Regions from separate parts of the Mus musculus genome. Here region 2 is linked to region 1. A link is a loop called in an ENCODE intact Hi-C map of the cell type or tissue named here. Cell type or tissue: heart. All regions are shown on one strand. Links, peaks and the distances in the headings refer to the core of each region. The heading gives the core; the rest is flanking DNA.

What was found. Hi-C counts contacts between places; a loop is a spot of excess contacts. Peaks named below come from ENCODE experiments on the same cell type or tissue, not always from the same donor. Only the 100,000 strongest peaks of a DNase experiment are listed, where the experiment ranks them.
Region 2: a loop joins it to region 1, with 4 times the contacts of the local background. A loop is called at or near these places in 7 of 42 quality-filtered maps.

What each region holds. Positions count from the first base shown.
Region 1 is chr7:101,411,042-101,419,627 of GRCm38, forward strand. It overlaps Arap1 (ArfGAP with RhoGAP domain, ankyrin repeat and PH domain 1), which reads left to right. Exons shown (of 34, transcript NM_001040111.1): 33 at 1-28; 34 at 263-1,545. The coding sequence ends at 280. Among named protein-coding and RNA genes, the nearest start is that of Pde2a, 36 kb to the right of the region's middle. In heart, for the core only: no CTCF peak of the experiment used is centred there; DNase peaks (open chromatin) are centred at 1,014 and 1,880; H3K27ac peaks cover 944 bases.
Region 2 is chr7:101,304,637-101,316,073 of GRCm38, forward strand. No RefSeq gene overlaps it. Among named protein-coding and RNA genes, the nearest start is that of Atg16l2, 8.3 kb to the left of the region's middle. In heart, for the core only: a CTCF peak has its summit at 6,169 (motif pointing right); a DNase peak (open chromatin) is centred at 6,215; H3K4me3 peaks cover 1,336 bases; H3K27ac peaks cover 1,336 bases.

The DNA of each region.
Region 1 (8,586 bases), core at 1-4,000:
GGCAGCCTTCACTGCTGACCCCCTTTCCGTAAGTGTCTCTGGTTCATGTGGGCAAGGCTGGGTGGGACCTGGCTGGATGCCTGCCTGCACTTAACTGATTTCTCTGACAGCCCATCTAGTCTCTTCCCTAGGTTTCTGGGGCCCCTTTTGTCTAGCCTTGGAAACCCCAGCTGCTGATATTTCGGCATCTACTCCATTGCTGGCTGCTCCTTTTTACTTTCACAAAGCACTTATAGGATCTGGGCTTCTGTGCTCCCTACAGCTTCTCCGCCATGTCTGAGCACAGGAGTCGTTCTGACTCTGGGACACCATCACTGCCACCAGGAAGCTTTCCTGTTCAGACGCCCTCGTGCTCTGCGTGTTTGGTGTGAGCCAACAGAACACACGGGGAAGCCATACCCACATCCCATATCCTGACTGCAGCACAGGCTTCTTGGCTGGGCAGGAATGGGCTGGCAATGGGGATTTCCCAGGAGGGACCCTTCCTTTTCCTGCAGGCAAGCAATGCTCTTGACCTGGCTTGCTTACCTAGGGTCATGCTCTTTGAATCCGTGGAATTGGAAAGATGGACAGAAATCAGGAGCTGTGCAGGAGAAGGGTTTGGGGCCCCGCTGGGAGGGAGCCCACCCCCTTCCCACAGGCTCCCAAATGGAAAGGGTGACACTCTGAACGTACTCCCGGGGGTCTACAAGGGAGCTCGTGGGAAGCTTCTGCAGGGTGATTTCTGGACTTGGGGACATCAGCCCTCTTCTGGTGTGTGCTGGCAGGGAGGCCCAGGCTGTGGCTGTCTGCTATCCCTTCCCCACTTTGGATACTTTTTGATAATATAAATATATCTGTATATTTTACCCTATGGTGCTGAGGCCTGTGATGGTTTGTGGGCACTGGTGTCCTAGGCTAAGGGTACAGTTGGCTGTGAAGCCCAGAGGTGAATGCTGGGGCTTTGAAGCCAGGAGCCTGAGTCTACCCTCTGCATGTTTACTGAGCTATTTACCCTCCACTGTCCTGGCAGAGGCCTGGCCTGGCCCTGTACCTACTGTGCCACTGTACAGCCAGGCTATGGAATTTCTGATTCAGGACAAGGCAGACCCCAGCTAGTCTGAGTCCCGGTCCCTGCAACCATCTGAGCTGGGGCCTAGATCTGTGTTAGTGACCCCGGCACAGCTACTCAGAGCCTCGTGCTGGAGACACGAGGCCACAGTGCATACCACAAGCTTTGGAGGACTGTGAAGGGGGCTTTACCCTGGGCACTATGCGTGTGCTTCCAGAGTGGAGTCTGCCTCTCACATCACAGGGCATCGCCTTCAGAGGGAAGTGCTGACCTACAGAGGTCACCAGCTACTCAAAGACAGACTGGAGACTTCTGGGAAAGTGCTAAGCTTCTGCCTTCTCTGGAGTCTCATTGCCACCCTATCTCAAAGGCTTAGTGAGCAGACTTGCTGGTGTCCTGTCCTTAGCCTCGAAAGGGGCAGAGCAGAGCTGGATAAGACTGGGGTACCTGTGCCATCTGTGACCCCCCCATCACCTATAAAGCTCTGAACCCCGGCTGTGCCTTCCTGTCAGTTCTTGATGCCACAGGTCCTAGCCATAGGCCTGGCACCTCAGTCCTGGCTTACCAAGTAGGTGGCCCCAGTGGGGACCTGGATGTACACCTGGACATGTGTCCTGGGTGTTTGCCAGGAGACAGCACACGATCCTTGAGCTCTACTAACCTGTTGCACAAGCTACGGTCCCCATCCCTTTGTCCTATCTTCAGGGAGCTGCTCCAAGCCAAATTATCATGTCCTCCAGGCAGGACATGGCTAGAGGGCTTATGTGCCCAAGAGCTGCTTCCTCCCTGAACTTGATCTACTGTCCACCAACCCCAGAGACCAAGGAAGAGGGTACAACTAGAGGTGCCCTCTGCTGGTCTGGCACTGTCATTACTCTGGTTTAGGGATTAGCCAGAGGGGAGCTGCATTTGGCCACTAGGGGGCAGTCATGGACCACTCATAGTTGCAAATTTTGAGCAGGGTCTGTGTAACACCTCCTAACCCTCCCTACACCTGCAACACTTCCTCCCTCCCTCCTCTCCTTCCCCTCCCAGTGATATTCCTGGATCTGGCTTTGTTCTTCTGCCAGCTGGACCACTCAGCCCTGCCTCTGGCCAGCAACTAGTGATGTGTTGTAAGACAGCACAGTAGAGGTGCTTTGCTTTGATCTCCTGGGCTCTAGGACATGAGAGGAGCCCTTCGCCCAATGCCTACAGAATGCAAACCTAAGCCTGAGCCTCTGCTCTCAGCTTTCCCTGCCTGACATTAGAGTCTCCTCAGCTTTCCTCCTGCTCTTAGCCTGTTCTCCCCTTTTGTGAGCGCTCCCCGTAGCCAGCACTATGTGACACTGTAGAGTGCTTTCCCTTGGCGTGAGGTCACATCCCTGCAGGATTGAGACTCAACCTTCGTGAAAAATACCTGTGACTACAGTGTTGGGGGGGGGGGGCAGAGCAGAAGGTTCTGTTGTCTCAAGGATTCCTAATACTGGAGCCAGTGCCAGAAGGGAGGGATGCACTTGGTACTTTAGGTTGCTTGGGATGGGAGGAGCCCAGAGTTAGGGGTGGGAGCCTGAAGGAGGAAGGACTTCCTGGAGGAGTGTGGTTGGGGGTGGGATTGGATGTTGGGGAGGAGAATAGGGAGGGAACTCTGAGAGAAAAGGCTGTAGTAGGGCACAGCCTGGGCACCGAGCATTGCTGGTGGAGTGTTGGGGAAAAGTGGGCAGGGTAGGATATGGGGCAGAAGAGGGCTGGGGTATCTGCCTTTCTCTCTTCTGGCTCCTTCATTTCAACCCTCCCACTCTGCATGATATCCAGCAGTGAGGACCCAGGAACCCTTGGCTCCAGGGAGCTCTGGGTACACAGGCTGTAGTGAGACAGGTGGGGGTAAAGCTGGACCCTGCTACCTCCGTACTAACCCTGGGGCTGGAGGGGGCATGGAACCTCTTTCCTACCCCCTGGCTCTTATTGCTGCCTGCCCACAGTTCTGTTTTGGAAAGCATAGATGGGTAGGCAGATATCCTTTATAGTCCACGTGGCTTTGACAGTTACTTAGATCTCTGATCGTCTGTGTGCTCTCTGTCCTTTGGAGCTAAGCTGCATCCCGATAGCCTCCTGGGAACACTGAATGAGCAGGCGCAGGTAAGTGTGAAGTGCCAGCCGTGCCCCTTGCTAGTCTTCCTAGATATATCCGCAGTGACATCTTTGTGACATACAGGAGAAGAGCTTGAGAGGTTCAGCCAGCACTTAGTGACTACTTCCTGTGTTCAGCCCTCACTCACCAAGCACTTGTTGAATACCTGCTGTGTGCAGAGCTTTTGCCGCACACGTGGGGCAGATGAGTAAGTGGTGTGGGGGAGGAGGAAACCCTTGAGGAGAGAGGATGCTGCTCAGAGGGATTCATGAAGGGCTCATGTCCTGAAGCCTGGAGGGTAGGGGATGCTGAAGAGAGACAGACAAATGTAGATGGCCTGAAGTAAGGACCTGTTGTAGCTGGATCTTAACACCCATGCAACCCCAGGGCCTCACACCCTCAGCACCAGACACCCTAAGGCCTCCCCTCCACACCCTAGCTGTCAGGTCTTAGCTCTACTGGCTACCTAGGAGACACGACTACATCCCTGTCTAATGGGCCCTTTAGGATCTTGTCCCTACCAGAAAACAGCATCTTTTCTACTACTTAAGTACTTAGTGACCTGAATGACCCAGATCCTACTCTCAGACTGTGTGACTGTTTCTGTCTCACTGACACACATGCATGCACGTGCGCACCCACACCCACACAGAGCTGGTCAGAATCTCCCTGCCTCTCCTGTCAGGGAATGCCTTTGGATTCTTGTTCCCAGTGTCCATGTTCTATGAAAACATGGGGAGGATTTGTACCCAGCTAACCAACCAGGGGGATGGCTCCTTGAAGAGCTCACTGGCCCTGGCATGTGCCCTCCTCTATGCTACTTTCAGCCTGTGGAAATTTCCACACTTCCTCTGCCCTGGTTACAGCTCCTACTGCTGTATTTATCACCCTGGAGACACAGTGACACAGGCCACAGGCACACACTCATGCTCTGCACACACGTGCCTGCACACCTCAGCTTGCACTGCCATAACTCAAGTGCATCACACACACACACACACACACACACACACAGAGCACGTGGAGGAGGGACATCCACACACAAAGAGCTCTCTAGGAAAATTGTTCTCCCTCCTGCTGCTGCCCCTCCCCCACCTCCTCCTCCTCTGTTCTGTCCGCCCACCCCCACCCACAGACCAAAGAGCTGGGCCTGAGGACTGTACCTCCCACTCCTTATCAGCTGGGAGGCACTCTGCCTGGTGACTTGAGTGTGCCCTCCCTCTTGCCATTCCGCCCTCCCTCCCCCCTCTGCCACTCCCCTGCAATCTTGACTGTCTTCTATGCATAAGTCCCCTCTTTGTCACTCTTTTGACTCTGAAGTGGAAACTGTCATTCTTCTCTGCTTTGTCTCCCGGAGGTTCAAGTCGAGGAACCCCAAGGATCCAGGCAGAGAGATAGACTAGGAGGGGGTGCCAGGAACCCACATCTCCTCAGCTCCTGTCACCTTCAGCCCTCCTCTTGATGAGGGGAGGGCTGTGTGCCTGGAACCATGGAGACCAGTGAGCGTCATGGCAACACAGTCTGGGTGGGCACAGCCTTCCTCCTCCGGGGTTTGGGGGGGTGCGTAGGAGGAACCCCATGGGCCTGATGGCTGTGGGCCTTGTGCTGGTGCCCAGTGCTGGTCACCGCATCTGCCTGCAACCTGTTCTAGTCCTACCCCTCCTTGACTCACTGCACTGTGGGCTGCAGGACTCGAACGAAGGCTCTGATGCTCCCTGGACACTGCAGGAAAGATACTGCAAACACCAACAGAGCTCAGGGGCTTGCCTAGGGCCCCACAGACTTCATAGTTGGCCACCCATGTCAGTTTACTCAGGGCAGAGAAGTCAGCTCAATGTGAGTTTGGACTCCCTGTGAAACCCCCAACTAGCCCTTTGCCTTGCCAGTGAGGATATGGAATACCTGCTGTGCCAAGGCTTCGTGTGTTCTCTCACTTCACCCTTGGGAGACCCAGGGTGGCCAGAGAGTGGCCTACCAAGGACAGATAGGCTTGGGACAACCCGTCCTGGCAGGTACCCTTTTCTCATTTGTGTCTTCCTTGCTGAAGAGGAGTCCCTGGCAGGTTCTACAGCTTCATCAGAATCTGGCCTTAGGTTGTCTAGAAACCTGAGAGCTAGTTTTGGGGGGTGGGGTGGGGTGGGGTGGGGTAGACCCTTCCTTAAGTGCCTAGACATAGGGAGGACTTTGCAACCTGTGCACAATGGTTGCTTTCTGGTCCTGTAAAGACTTGTCTCTGCCCTAGATTAGAGTGTGCAGAGTCCAGGAGGAGACCCCCGCCTTGCAACCCAGACTTGACTTGTCTCCTGGCCTCTGTGCAGTCACGTTGCAGCTGCCTTCCTCCTGGCTTATGTAATCACTCAAATATAACAGCTGCCTTTATCCCACTGAGTCACGCCCCCTCCCTCCCTCCTCAGGTGTGGGGAGTTGCACAGAAGAGGTAAAGCAGGACTGAGTGGGAGGCTGGGGGACTCCGGGAAAGGGGGGTCCTGGTGTGCCAGGTTGGAGGGAGATGAGGACAGCAAAACCTTTCTTAGAAGAGGAACTCAGGGATCGCCTCTGCTCTGACCCACCCTAGTAAAATGCTGCATTCTTGTTGTGGGGAGGGGGTCCAAGTGCTAAAGCTCTATCCACAGCCTCCTTTGCTGAGCCTCCGTCCTTACCAGAGGAGAGGCAGAGAGTATGAAGAGGAGAAAATAACTTGGGACACAATGACCAGGAGTCTCTGATCTGTGGTCCAGCTCTATCTACTCTTTATATCCTTTGGTCCTGGATATGCCCCTGGCCTGTTTGCCCACCAGTGTAATGAGGAGTCGGACCTTCTGGCCCTGACCTCTTATACTCCCTGATATCAGCGTCTAGTAGAGGCACCCAAGGATCCAGCTGTACTCCAGGTTGGCCTCCCTCATCTGCCTCAGTCTTCCTCTGAGCCACATCTGCTTAGCTGTACCCCTTGCACTGGGTAGGAAGCAGGGCCACTGGATTCTGGGTTGAAGGACACAGTAGTAGCCTTCGGCTTTCCTCTGACTTGATATCTGTCCCAGTGCTTCATCCCCCCACTGGTAACTGGAGATTACTACCCACTCCTAAGGTCACCAGCCCTGCCCCTCAGAGGAAGCTGAGCCACGTCTCCTCATCTGGACTGACAGAGCCATCTTCCTGAAATGATGAAGAAGTTGCCCCACCCTAAAGCTGTTCTAGAGACCGTGGTGGCTTTCCATGTCCTTGTCAAAGCAAAGGCTTTGCCCCTGGTGGTGTGATGAGGTCCCTGCTCAGAGACCTGTCCCTGGCACCAAGGGTACATGCCATCCTTTCACAGTGGCATCATTCTGGGCATCAGACCTACAGGAGGAAGCTTCCTGGCCACAGGGGGACGGGCACTGTGAGATGACTCTCTGAGCTACCAATTCATCTTTCCTCTGTCCCATGGGTGCTTGTTAACAAGACCCAGGCTAGACCCCCACTCTATATCCCTGCCCCCAGGCAGAGTGTCCCAGTCCCTTGTGAAGTCCATGGCCTGGCAGTTACTCCCCATCCCCAGTGGATGGCACAGTTTATTGCAGCATCAGCCTGCCCCAGGGAGTAGGGGACAGCAGCCTGCCCCAACTCCTTACTAGACTCACTGCAACATGATCCTGGACCAAACTTGGCTCTGATTAGCACTATTCCTTTCCATCTTTGGTCTCTCTCTGGACTTCTCCATCAGCATTCTTCCCTTGCACCCTTGGGCTGGGCTGGGAGTCAAGGCCTATCCTCCATGAAAGGAGGGTTCAGCAGATGAAATGAGAAGAACCCAGACCAGGAGGAGGGGGTAGGGCAAACGCAAGGTGTGGAGGAAAAGCCAAAAGCATATTAGCTCCAGGCCCAGAATCCCAAGGGTGCTGGGTTGGGTGTGTGCTGAGATGGCACAGGAAGGGCAGGCCAGGATTTGGGATAGTCATTTAAAAAGGAGGAGAAGGAGGAGGGGGAGGAGGAGGAGGAGGAGGAGGAGAGGAGGAGGAGGAGGAGGAGGAGGAGAAGGAGGAGGAGGAGAGGAGGAGGAGGAGGAGAGGAGGAGGAGGAGGAGGAGGAGGAGGAGGAGGAGGAGGGGAGGAGGAGGAGGAGGAGGAGAGGAGGAGAAGGAGGAGGAGGAGGAGGAGAAGAAGAAGAAGAGGAAGAAGAAGAGGAGGAGGAGGAGGAGAGAAGAAGAGGAGGAGGAGAAGAAGGAGAAGGAGGAGGAAGAGGAGGAGAAAGAAAGGAAGAAAGAAAAAAGAAAGAAAGAAAGAAAGAAAGAAAGAAAGAAAGAAAGAAAGAAAGAAAGGAAACTTGTCAGTATCCTGGAGGATAAACATTGTACAAAAGAAGAAACAGAGGGGACTGGAAATTGATAGAGATTCCACCCCCCCCCCACACACACACCTGTAGCAGAAGAGGATAAAGAGAGATCATTCGGGGCCAGATTGAGGACCCTGATCCAGGGTTGAAGGAGTTAGGGGTGAAGGAGGGTTTTGAGGGAGCACAGTGTGACCGCATATGTCAGGAAGCTACCACTAGGTGCAGCATGGATGTGGAATACAGAGGTTGAACTGGAACTGGGGGGCTGGGGAGAGGCCAAAATAAAGGGGAGGAGTCGGGGACCTGTGAATAAGTATGGATGTAAGAATCCAGTGACTTCTGGGGATGGGGGATGCGGGGAGCAGAGGGGAGGAGAAAGGTCAAGCTGTAAAGTTCAGTCTAGGAGTTGGAAATTTTGCTGGTACATCACACACAATCATCAGTCAAGTTGGTTCTTCACTATTTGGCTTTCGGGTCAATGGGATATTCCTGGAGGAGATGCTCAGAGACATACTATACTGGCCTTTGGCACCCCAGAAGAGGGCTGGATGAGTTGGTGTGTGTTGGGAGAAGGATCGCTGCCCAGTGGGACAAAGAGAATGGGGAATTTTGTTAGAAGCATCCGCATTGTGGAGGCAAAGATGGGATGCGCCCCTGGAGGGAGACAGAGGAGGGGCCGTCTGGAAGGTAGGAGGGAAACAGCAGCGCAGGAGGAGGCACAGGCTGGCGCTGAAAAAGTCGTGGTCTTGGGCAGAGAAGATAGCTGGAACCCGGCATCCTGCAGTCCTCCGGAGGCAAGGAGTGGCAGGGTGGAGGCCGGTCCCAGAAAGACACTCTTTTCATTTTTCATCACTTTTGGCAGCCTCCCTCATTTCCATAAACATTCTTCCTACTCCCACTTACTTCTACCGCGACCCAGTTAGAAAACACACACACACACACACACACAAACACACACACACAAACACAAAAACAAAAACAAATCGATGACTGCTGACTCTCAGCAAGGGCCTTAGGACGCGGCAGACTTGGCTCGGTACCCTGGAGAGCGTCCTTGGGCGGGGTCTTGGGTGGGCGGAGTCTGCAGCCAGGCGGAAGATCTAAGCGATTGAGG
Region 2 (11,437 bases), core at 4,033-8,032, 100 kb before region 1:
CGGGATGAACAGATACTTCTTGTCTCTCCCCTCCACAGGGAAAAACTTGACATTTCAGCATCATTCCATAGTAGCTAATGCTATAAAAATGGGTAAGGAAGAGGAAGGCAACCCCCATATTACTGTAGAAACTGTGTCAAGACTAGATAGATATGAGGAATACGGATCTGCTCCAATGAAATACAGTAGTAGTAGAGTGAGATGAAGGGACAAGAGAGTGCTTGACAAGTAAGTCAAACTCTTAAGTCCTTTGAGTGCATTTGATTTAAAGAAGTGTTAGAGAGACTGGAGGTGTGGAGAGCTGGGGCAGAGCACCTGCCTAGCATGCACAAGACCCTGGCTTTGATCTGAAGCAAGAGAAAAACAGGGAGAGTCAAAACAAAACTTCAATCCCCACTCATCCTCTTCCCCAGCGACACCTGCCACACTCCTTGCCACTCTGCAGAACTTTCAAAATGGCCCCTGTGGGAAGCCTCTAGGCCCCATGAAGGCAGATGTCTGTGCAGCTTCCAAAAGCACCTGAAGGGCAGGGAGTTGAGGTGGGGAATGCAGCTCTGAGGTAGAATGTGAGCCTGGTATGCCCAACGCCCTGGATCAGAGTCCCAGAAACACAGGCACAGAACATTTGGGAACTGGGTAAGATGGAGACACTGAATGGACTTCAAGGGAGACTCCATGGGAGATCAAAGTAGGAAGAGAGATGTGAGACGTTTTCTTTGAAGCTCAACTCTCTGTGGAAGGCGAGACGAGAAACACCTGAGAGTGTTTCCACCTTCCCTACCCCAGTCTTGGCAACTTTCTAGGTCTTATGACATTGATCAAATATCTGAATACTACAGTTTGAATACACGGGTGAAAAGCTACCTGTTGTTGGTGAGGGGTTGTGTGCTACCCATAGCCAGAGGTGGTCAGTACCAGAACACAGCAATGAATATGTCTTCCTCCAACCAAAGACAAAGTTAGCCAAAAAGAGAGTTTTGAATACACAGAGGAACTTGTGGGCAGACCTGAAGAAGATGTCCTCAGTATTGAATAAAGGTTTGAGCTTGGGGTCTGAGAGTCCTACGCAGATGGATGGAAGTAAATGAGGTCATCCAAAGAGAATGTGCCGAAGAGCAAGGGACCAAGACAGAACCTAGCGGATGTCCAATGTCTTAGACTGTCCTAGTCCAGTCAGATAAATGTAAGCACCTGTGGTGGCACTTGCCTATAATCCCAGCACTTATACAGAAGAAGTAAGAGAATTATCACAAGATTGAGGCTACTCTAGTCTACAAAGTGAAAGGCCAGCCTGAGCTACATAGCAAGATCTCATTTCAAAGCAAAAACCATTGTCTAATGAAGTCAACTGCTAGACATGGTATTACACTCGCTTCTGTTCTCGTAGCACTTGGGAGGCAGAGGAGTCACAAATTCAAGAGTCGTCAGGGCCACATAATGAAACCATTTTTCAATATTAAAAAAAAAAAAGGGTGGGGATGGGTTTAGGGCCAGTTCCCAGCACACACATGATGGTTCGCAATTCCTGTAACTACAGCTGCAGGGGATCTGATAACCTCTTCTTGCTTCCTCAGGCACATTCATGATATACCCACACACATACAATAAACATACATATATTTTTTAAGTTGAGATGCCTGGCATTGTATCATATGCCTTTAATTCTTGTCCAAGGCAGGTGGATACACTCTCAGTGTGGCCTATGACTTCAGCAGTGGCCTCTTCCAGAAGGTACAAACCCACAATAAACAAAAGGACAATGTTTGTATCCATTGTGAAAGACAATGCATCAATGACTATTCCTACTTTTCTGGAGGTCTCTGAATTTGAGGCCAGCTTGATCTACATAATGAGTTCTGATCAACTAGAACTATAGAGTGAGACTCTTTGTCTCAAAACAAAACAAAACACCAAGCGGTGAGTCCTGACACACGCCTGTAAGTGTATACTACTTGAGAGGGAGTGGCAGGAGGGTCATAAATTCAAGGTCATCATCGGCTACATCATGAATTCCAGGCCAGAGTGAGATTATCTTCAAAAACCAGACAAAACATCAGTTTCTTGATGAAGAATTAATATTTTTCCAGGCTACCTTCCTAAGAGCAAGTGCACATTTTTAATATAACCAACTTTTTTCTGTTGTTTCCAGGTTTCAAAATATTTGCATTATAAACCTTTATAGTGTTTCACAGTAAAATGCTTTCATTTTCTACCATAAAAGATGCAGATTCTTAGAAGAAGAAGAAAAAAAGTCTTTCAGAATCCACTCGAGCTGTCAACATCATCCCCACAGCAAGAAAAGCTACACAGAACCATGAAAATCCTGTACTGCTCTTGGAGCCCTCTTATCATACATTCCTATCAGCTTGCTATGTGCATCTCCAGGGAAGCACACACAAAGCCACATGTTCCCTGAGGTAAACTGACCATTTATCACGAATGCTAACTTGATGACATTTAGAATCACCAGGAACACAAGTCCCTGGGTGTGTTTGTAAGAGATGATCTAGATTCAGTTAACTGAGGTGTAAGAGATGATCTAGATTCAGTTAACTGAAGTGGGCAGAACCACCCTAACATGAGCAATACTTTTCTGGACTGGGGTCACTGGCTGAATGAAAAGAAAATGAACTGGACACAAGCATTCCTCACTCTCTGCCTCCGTGGTTGTGCTCCCAGCCTCACACTTCTCCTTGTGTGATTTCCCTGCCATCATGGACCATATCCTCAAACTGTAAGTCGAAATAAACTCTTTCTCCTCTTTGTTGCTCTTTGGGGTGTTTAATCACGGCAATAGGAAAAGTAACTAACTGATGGCTCACAGCATGCGTCAGCCACGCAAGCCTTGTCTTTCATTTACTCTGGGTTTGTGCCTTCAGGAGGAGACCACAGCTGAAGTCATAGGCCACACTGAGAGAAGGCTGTGTCACACTCTGTCCATCTGTCCATTCCTACTCCTGACATCTATCTGGCATGTGCCTATAGGTGATTCTGTAAAATAGCAGCAGTCTTCATCCAAGCAGGCATAAACTGTGGAGTTGACAGTTACATTGGCGTGTAACAAGAGAATGGCTGTGTTCATTGCCCTCCACATTTGTCCTTAGCCTGAACTGGCTGAAAAGGAGGAGGGAGTTGGATAAAACTGATGGTATTCACTAGTACCTAACGCAGGACATGGCCCCACAGTCACCCCCAATGACTTAGCCCCACAGATCTTCACCCAGAGGGTAGCTCTTGCTTGCATGGTCATTAGCTTGGTGTGCTGAAGCTGCCTGTGGACCATCGGGAAGATCTTGATGTAGACCAACCGCACTGTATGTAGGACATACTCACTCACGAGGACCACATTTGGGAAGAGACACATCATGAAATGGAGTTTTCACCACAGGCCTTAGTCATACTCTTTTCACTTTCTACCCCAGGGATAAAATCCATTTAAAGCCAAAGAAATGCACAGACCCACAGGACAGCAATGAGCCCTTGGAAGAGCTCAGGATCCAGGGACCAGTTACCTAACGGGGTGGGCTGCTACAGTGGCTCTGCCAGAGACCCCAGAAAGTGGTTGGCAGGTGTCTGCAGCACACTGCACGTGCCTGCTTCAGTGTACATGGCATGCTGCCCACCATCAACACAATGGCAACACAAAAACACAGATCTTGCCTCACAGCAACTAAATGAGAGTTTATTCTGGAGCCAAATACCAGTGTAATGGACCAGAGAACACAGAGAAGGTTACCCCAAATTCCATGCTCCAAAGGAGTAACAGTACGGAATTTTTACAGTAGCGGAACAAAATGACCAGCCAAGGCACTGTTCTGATGTGTTAGTAGAAACTTCGGGTAGGCAGGTTACAGCAAAGGAGAGCAATACCTGCTATAGGCCTCAGGCTATCTGATGGCAGTTCTTGGCTGAAGGTGAAAGCTATGCATATGTTTATACATTCCAAAGAGGACTGTGCCTGATAGCCACAAGGGTGTCAGGTCAAATGCAAATGTGGGCAATAAATGGCTATTTAGAGGGTTAAAGGCAGTTCAAGATAATTTAACTCTAGGCCTGCAACATTCCACTTACCCATGATCATTTAAGTTTTTATCAGTTAGTCAGCTTGTTAGAATGTTTAACATAGTTTCGGCTTTTTTATTTTAATTTCTGGAATTTTGATTCAAAGCATCAGGCAGCCCTGGCACAAAGGACAGCATACCCCATGTTTTTGGCTGCATATTCCAGTAACCCCGGTCACCTATCCCAGCCTAAGCCAACTGAGTCTGGTGGTCCTGTGAGATTTAAGCAAGACAGTTTGAAAGGCTCATAAGTCTGCACTGCCAAGTGGACCCAGAGTCTTGCTTCCTTGAAAACAATAAAATTAAGATAGACATAACATAGTGGTTTTTAGCCTGTGGGCTGCAACCCCCTTAGGGGTCACACAACTATTTCACAGGGATCACCCAAGACCTTCAGAAAACATAGATATGTACATTACAATTCATAACAGTAGCAAAACTACAGTTACAAAGTAGCAATGAGGGCTGGAGAGATTGCTCTGCAGTTAAGAGAACTGACTGCTCTTCCAGAGGTCCTGAGTTCAATTCCCAGCAACCACATGGTGGCTCACAACCATCTGTAATGGGATCTGATGCCCTCTTTTGGTATGTCTTAAGACAGTAATGAAAATAACTTTTGGTTGAGGGTCACCACAACATAAGGAAGTGTATTAAAGGGTTGCAGCATTAGGAAGGTTGAGGACTACTGATGGACCACCTTTAGAAGCCCTTCAAGTGGATCTCTGTACCCAAGTTCACTCAGTGGCTCAGATCCCACAGACAAAACTCTCCACTTTGTTCATATCATTTCCAATAGCAAAGTTACAGATAGCCTACGATTCCAGAAAACAAGCCTGCTGGGTTGGTAAGAAATAAATTGTTACTCAAAGCAGGAGGTCATTATAACATTTTAATAGCTGCAGTATATCCTTGGGAAAATATTATTTCCTGTTAATTTTACAGCTGGCTTTTTCTGTGCCTGTTATTCCAGCCTAATAAACAGTAGGGAAGATTTTTACAATCCAACCTAATTTTTAGGTTGCAAGGGACAAACAATGGAGGAAGTGAGTAGGCAGGAAGAAACTGAACCGTGAGCCTCACAAAGCAAGGCGAGACCATTATGTTGAAGACAACAGATTTAAATTATGAAACTGTCCAACAAAGTAGCCCTAGACACAAAGTAGCCCTAGACACAATGTAGCCCTAGACACAAAGTAGCCCTAGACACAAAGTAGCCCTAGACACAAAGTAGCCCTAAGACACAAAGTAGCCCTAGACACAAAGTAGCCATTTGCATGAGTTAAAACTAGTTTCATTTAAAATGGCATTCATTTAGGGTGTTATGTGTCATTTGTATCAAATTCAGGGCCTTTGTCATTTGTATCAAATCTAGGCAAACACTTTACCACTGAGGTTCTACTATGAAGTCCAGTCTGACCTCAGACTCATGTCCCTCCCATCTCCAACTCCTGGAACACCAAGGCCGCCTACAATTTTTACTTCTTACATGGCATTTAGCCATGTGTCAAGTCGTCACACAGTTACAACGGTATTGGACTATGAAGGTAGTGAACATTTTTATTATTGCTTAATTAAGTTGGACATACTGGCGCAGACCTGTAATCGCAGCACTTGGGACACACACACACACACACACACACACACGCACACGCAGCTTGGATTTGACAGCAGGACATAAGGCGATCTGAGTGTTGACTAGCGGAGGAGCAATTGCAGACAACTTAGTGTTCTTTCTAAAATACAAGCTAGCTACTGTGTCATTTATGCGTCCTTAGAACCAACCAGCCCTAGTTTAGAGCCCAGGCTCCACCTCCTCACCGCCCGGACCCGCTGCGGAAGACCTCCTCTGTCTCCAAACTCCAACTCCCAATATGCCCTTCTGCGACCTCACTCTCCGACTTTCCGGAAATGTAGTTTTTACTAGGGCAAAGCACAGCGCCCAAGCCTCTGCCTTCCGCCCCTCTGGCGCTTAGTGCGGCCACTGTAAGTGGTCGAATGCGGCAGCCTCTCTGCCCTTCGCTGCTCTGAGGCTGTGGAGACGCCTACATCCGAGGGAAAGCCCTAGGGGGCCGCAGTGGCAGAGTGGCCACAACCACTAGGGGGCTACAAGGCAGCTAAGTCTATCAGGAGCTCGGGGCGTGCTCGCTGGAAAGCGCACGCGCAAATACGAGCCTCGCTGCCTCGGTAAACAGCAAAAAGGCGCCTGCGCGATGAGGTCCTCGAGTTGGACGCGCGGGGGCGCCGGAGCAAAGATAACAGTAACGTGTAGTAACGGATCTGTCCACTCATCTTTCCACGAACCTTTTATTGTTTGCAAATCACAGTCCCCCCCCCCCCCGTTGCCTTGACCCTCACACCGGATTTACAAAGAGAATTAAGGACCAGAGTAGGATTTCAGAGCTATAGCCCAGCCTCCACTTTTGACTTGCTGTGTGACTTGTGTAAATTGCTTCCTTGGGAACCTAAGCTTTCTCATTTATAGATGGAATGAGCTTGTTGGAAAGATCAAATGAGACCCAAGGATGAAAATGAAACCCCCAAGCAGTCTGTAAAGGCAGACGATTATTACAGTTAGTTGATTGCAGGCTGAGAGACCCATTTCCTCTTTTTTGCAAATTGCAAGCCTGAAGGCACCAAATAGGTCCAGGGCTAGCCCAAGTCACTATGTGAACTGGGGCTAGAACCCAGCTTTTTTTGCCTTTGAGCCTGGAGCTCTTCTTCACACCGAAAAGACTAGCTTTTATTGGGTGTACATTTAGTAAGCCCGCTTGAAAAGGTGAGTCACTATTCCACTTCTGACCCAACTAGGCATGAGGGAGGCCTGGCTACTCAGAGTTGACCAACAGTCTCAGGAAGCAAAGGAGGATCTGAACATCCAGGAAAGAAAAAAGAAAAAAAGAACAGTGTAGACCGACGGTTCTCAACACGTGGGGTGCAACCCCATTGAGGTTGCATGTCAGATATCCTGCATATCAGATATTTATATTATGATTCATAACAGTAACAAAATTATAGCTCTGAAGTAGCAATGGAATACTTGTTATGGTTGGGGTTCACCACAATATGAGGAACTGTATTAAAGGGTTGCAGCATTAGGATGGTTGAGACCCACTGGTGTAGCTGGAGCTGTGTAAACCCTGCTTCTCAAAGTAGTATCCCAAGTACGGCAGATAAGGTGCATCACCAAGGGAAATGGACTCGAAATGGACAGGAATGGGGAGGGCCCCTGACTGGGGTGTACTGGTGTGTAAGCTGTGATCACGTTGGTTGGGGCCAGCAGCAACTAGCAATGGTAGTGGAGCTGGCCTGGTTGATGACAGGAAATATTTCACACTGAAATGAGGCTTTAAGAACCTCTGGGACATGTAGAGGAATAAGGTGGCACCATGGACACACAGGGCACACACATGATCAAGCAGCTGTCCGCTAGGGAAGTACACTTTTCTATGTCTCTCTGCCTTGCAGCAGGAAGCTTTCTGCATCTGTTTTTGGAGCATTCTAAGAGGCTCTGAGGGTAAACAGATGAGGGAAAATCTGGGAGTCACTGAGGTCTGGATGCATACGGGGCCACCTTGGGTAACTCAGGAAAGGTAGGTACATGTAGAAACAGAAATCCAACATCTGAGTTACCTTGGGTAACTCAGGAAAAGTGGGTACGTATAAAAACAAAAATCCAAGCTCTGTCCCACCCACCTCCAAATGTCTAGTCCTGTGGCCCCCACTGATTGATTTTTCAGCCAGGAAACCAAAGCTAAAGGCAAAGGAAGGCTGGGGATGCAGCTCAATTGGTAGAATCCGTTCCTAATGTGTACGGAGCCCTGGATTCAGTCCCCAGCACTGCATAAACTGAATATGGTGGCATATTTTCATAATCCCAGTACTTAGGAGCTAGAGAGAGGAAGATTAGAAACCCAAGGTCAGCCTCAGCTACACAGCAAGTTTGAGGACTACCTGGCATGTGACACATAAGACCCCCTCACAAAAAGCATGAGTGGGTGGAGATTGTGTCTCTCTGTCTCGCTGTCTCTCCCTCCCTCTCTCTTTCTCCCTGCCCCCCATTTCTTTCTTTCTTTTCCTTCTTTCTTTCTTTCTTTTTTTTTTTTTGATATCATTTTTTTTTCCGTGACAGGGTTTCTCTGTGTACTGTGGGTTTCCCTGGTTGTCCTGGAATTCACTCTGTAGACCAGGCTGACCTTGAACTCAGATCCAACTGTCTCTACCTCCCAAGTGCTGGGATCAAAGGCGTGTGCCACCACCACCCCAGGATTCCCTTTTTGAGATGGTGTATTATGTAGCCCACACTGGCTTCAAACCTGAAGATTTCTTCCTTCCTCAGCTCCAGAGTTCTGTGTATGCATGTGCCTCCACATCAGCCTTAAGAAGGGACTCACTTAAGGACACATATGAGTTGGGACAGAATTGGACTAGGATGGAGATCTTTCCATTACACGGCAGTGATCAAACATCTTCATCAATCATTTATGGAATATCTAATATATACTCTGGGAAGAGCTGTCTGAGAGCCAATGGGAGCCAGGCATGCAGTCAGCCCCAGGTTTTCATTAACTCTCACGGTGTTAATACTGTAACCCTGGATAAGTCACTGCCGCCTTTTCATGTCTCTAGTTGTCTCTAAAGTAGAGGTGGCAAGCATCATCCAGGGCTGTCTGGAGGGTGAACTATAAATTAAATGAGTTATAACCTGTCTAGTACAAAGAACAGCACCAGGCATGTGGTAAGTAATGAGTGCTGGTTATCACTGCTTCCAGGGAAGACAGGTTGTGGCAGGCTACAGATGGTGTTCTTCTCCAGCCAGCCAGCAGCCCCGTGTTTGTGCATCTCCTCCAAACTTTTACAACATGCCTCTGGGGGCCAACATTTCTGGAAGTAAAATGGGAACTTAGGCTTTCATGTCCTCTTCTGTCCCAGGGAAAGAGATGTCTGGAGTGTTGACACCAGAGAGTTCACATGCTCTGCCCACCTCCCAAGGCCTAGAGTTAAGAGGATTCTCGTCTCATGTTGAATATTGTATTTCTGACCATACAGGGACCAGACCCTGGACTCAGTGAAGGTCCTGCTAAGTGTAGGGATAGCGAGGGGTCTTCCTCCCTGCAGGCCTGTGTTTTCTGTGAATAGAGCAGGCTTTGGGGCAGAGGAGGATGAAAGAGGTAGGCAGACAGGAGCCACAAGACATTAAAACTTCCGGCTGGTGAGATGGCTCAGTGAATAGGAACGCCAACTACTCTTCCGAAGGTCCAGAGTTCAAATCCCAGCAACCACATGGTGGCTCACAACCATCCATAACGAAATCTGATGTCCTCTTCTGGAGTACCTGAGGACAGCTACAGTGTACTTACATATAATAAATAAATAAATCTTTAAAAAAAAAAAGACATTAAAACTTCATCCCTGGATCACCCTACTTGAAGGTGGCTAGAGTCTTGGCCCAGTGGTAATTTAAACTTTGCTCCAAGCCTTTCTAAGTAATGATGTGGTTCAAACTCCTTACTTAGAGGAGGGGAAGGAAAGTGCAATAGGCCAACGGGAGGGAGTCCGGTGAAGAAGCAGACCTCCTGCCTTCAGGTGTGGGCTCTGTCGAGAAGCCAGATGGGAGGCACTTGGTTCCACCCCTTCTCCCCTGGGAAAGAGCCCCCAAGATGACCACACAGCCAGCTCAGTGACTCTGGTTGGGACTAGAGAAAGCTGAGAAGACAGAAGTGGGGCTGGAGCACAGAATCTGATCGAGAGGCACTCTGAGCGACTCAGGCAAATGGGAGCAGGGAACCCTTCTTAGTCTAGGATTTCTGAGGGATTTGGGGGCCTGTATTCTTCAGTCTGTGGCAGTGGAGGATAAAAATATCGTGGGAGCACACTCCTGGAGGAGGGAGCCAAGCAGATTCAGAAATGAGTCACAGAACCAAGTCCTAAATTTAGAAGGTGCTGAGGGAGGCAGCCTCCTCCAGGGAAGACGTGGAGATGCCCACTGACCCAGGACTCCACAGACTTGAGGCAGGAAGAGTCCCCCAGGCAGCAGTGTCCCACCCACAGCAGCCGAGCCTACTAGTGGGCTGAGCCTACTTCCAGGACTAGATGTATTATCCCAGGATGAAGCCTGACCTAGAACCTCATTCTCCCAGTAGAGGCCCTAAAGGGGTTCACCCACACCAGCCCTTCACCCAGCCCGAGAAATAGCCTTCTGTGCCCTGGAGTGGGTAGGGCTGGGCTCCCTGTGCCCTGCTGGCAGGTGCTGTGTGAACATAAGGTTGGAGGTAGGTAGACAGTATGTCAGCATCCAATGTGCACTTAGTGAGAAGTCACTGTGGTCAGGGCACTAAGCTTAGCACTCCCTGCTCAGTGACTCGCTCCCCTGTAATAGTGTAAACCTCATCCATCTACACCCTTAGAGGCAAGGCTGTCTAGACGGACTGAAGGTAAGCTAACTCTTCTAGATCCTAGCACGGAGTTATTGAGGTCCTGACCTAGACAGGCTGGCTTCCTTGCCCAAGCCACTTTCCTGAACTCCTAATCTGGTAACTTCTATCTGCAGGCCATTTCCAATCTGTCCTCTCGTTCCTGTGCCCTGGATTCCAAGGGCTGCCCTTCTGAACTTTGTAGATTTCTGCTGCCCAAGGCATCTCCAGGCTCTGAGGAGAGAGAATACTGTCCCCTCGATGAAGGACTTCACAGTGGACAGGTCCCTCTTTCGGCTCTGCTACCACAGTGTGTGGAAACTGTCTTGAGATAGGATAAGAGGTGCAGTTAGGACTCTAACAGAACCAAGGCAATGCTTCCCTACCCTCCCACCTCAGAAAGGATCCAGAAGCATGGATGGTCACCACACCTGGGGCTGCTGGGGCCCTGCTGACAAGGTCCTGACAGGTCCTGCAGGAACTCAGTTCGATTGATAGTTGGTCGATGTAGCCTTCCAGAAGCCCTTGAATTTCCTATTAGAGGCACTGGATCCATCTGCTGACTCTCCCTGGGCTCTGTGCTCAGGCTGGGTGGTGAGGGATGTCAAGGAGAGGATTGTCTAGGCCTTTTTCTGCTAGAGTGGGCAAAACTCCCTGGGGCTTCTGTGATTATGGCCCCTCTCACATCCCACCCAACTCCTTCATTTTTTTTTTTAATCTCAAAGTTGGGTGGACTCTGTCTGAGGCCCTGGGCAGGGCAGTCATCACCATGCAGAACTAGAGAGGCCTCTGGGGAGGGCTCAGGGTGATACTATGGGTGTGACCCTAGCCTGACTTCACATATCCAGGGGACCTCAAGATGAGGCACCAATTGTAGATTTTGACTATTGGTTTATTTTCCTTGCAGTCAAAGGGCCCTAGGTCCCTGCCTAACCATCAGCCTAAGGTTGTTGTGGGACTGAGACA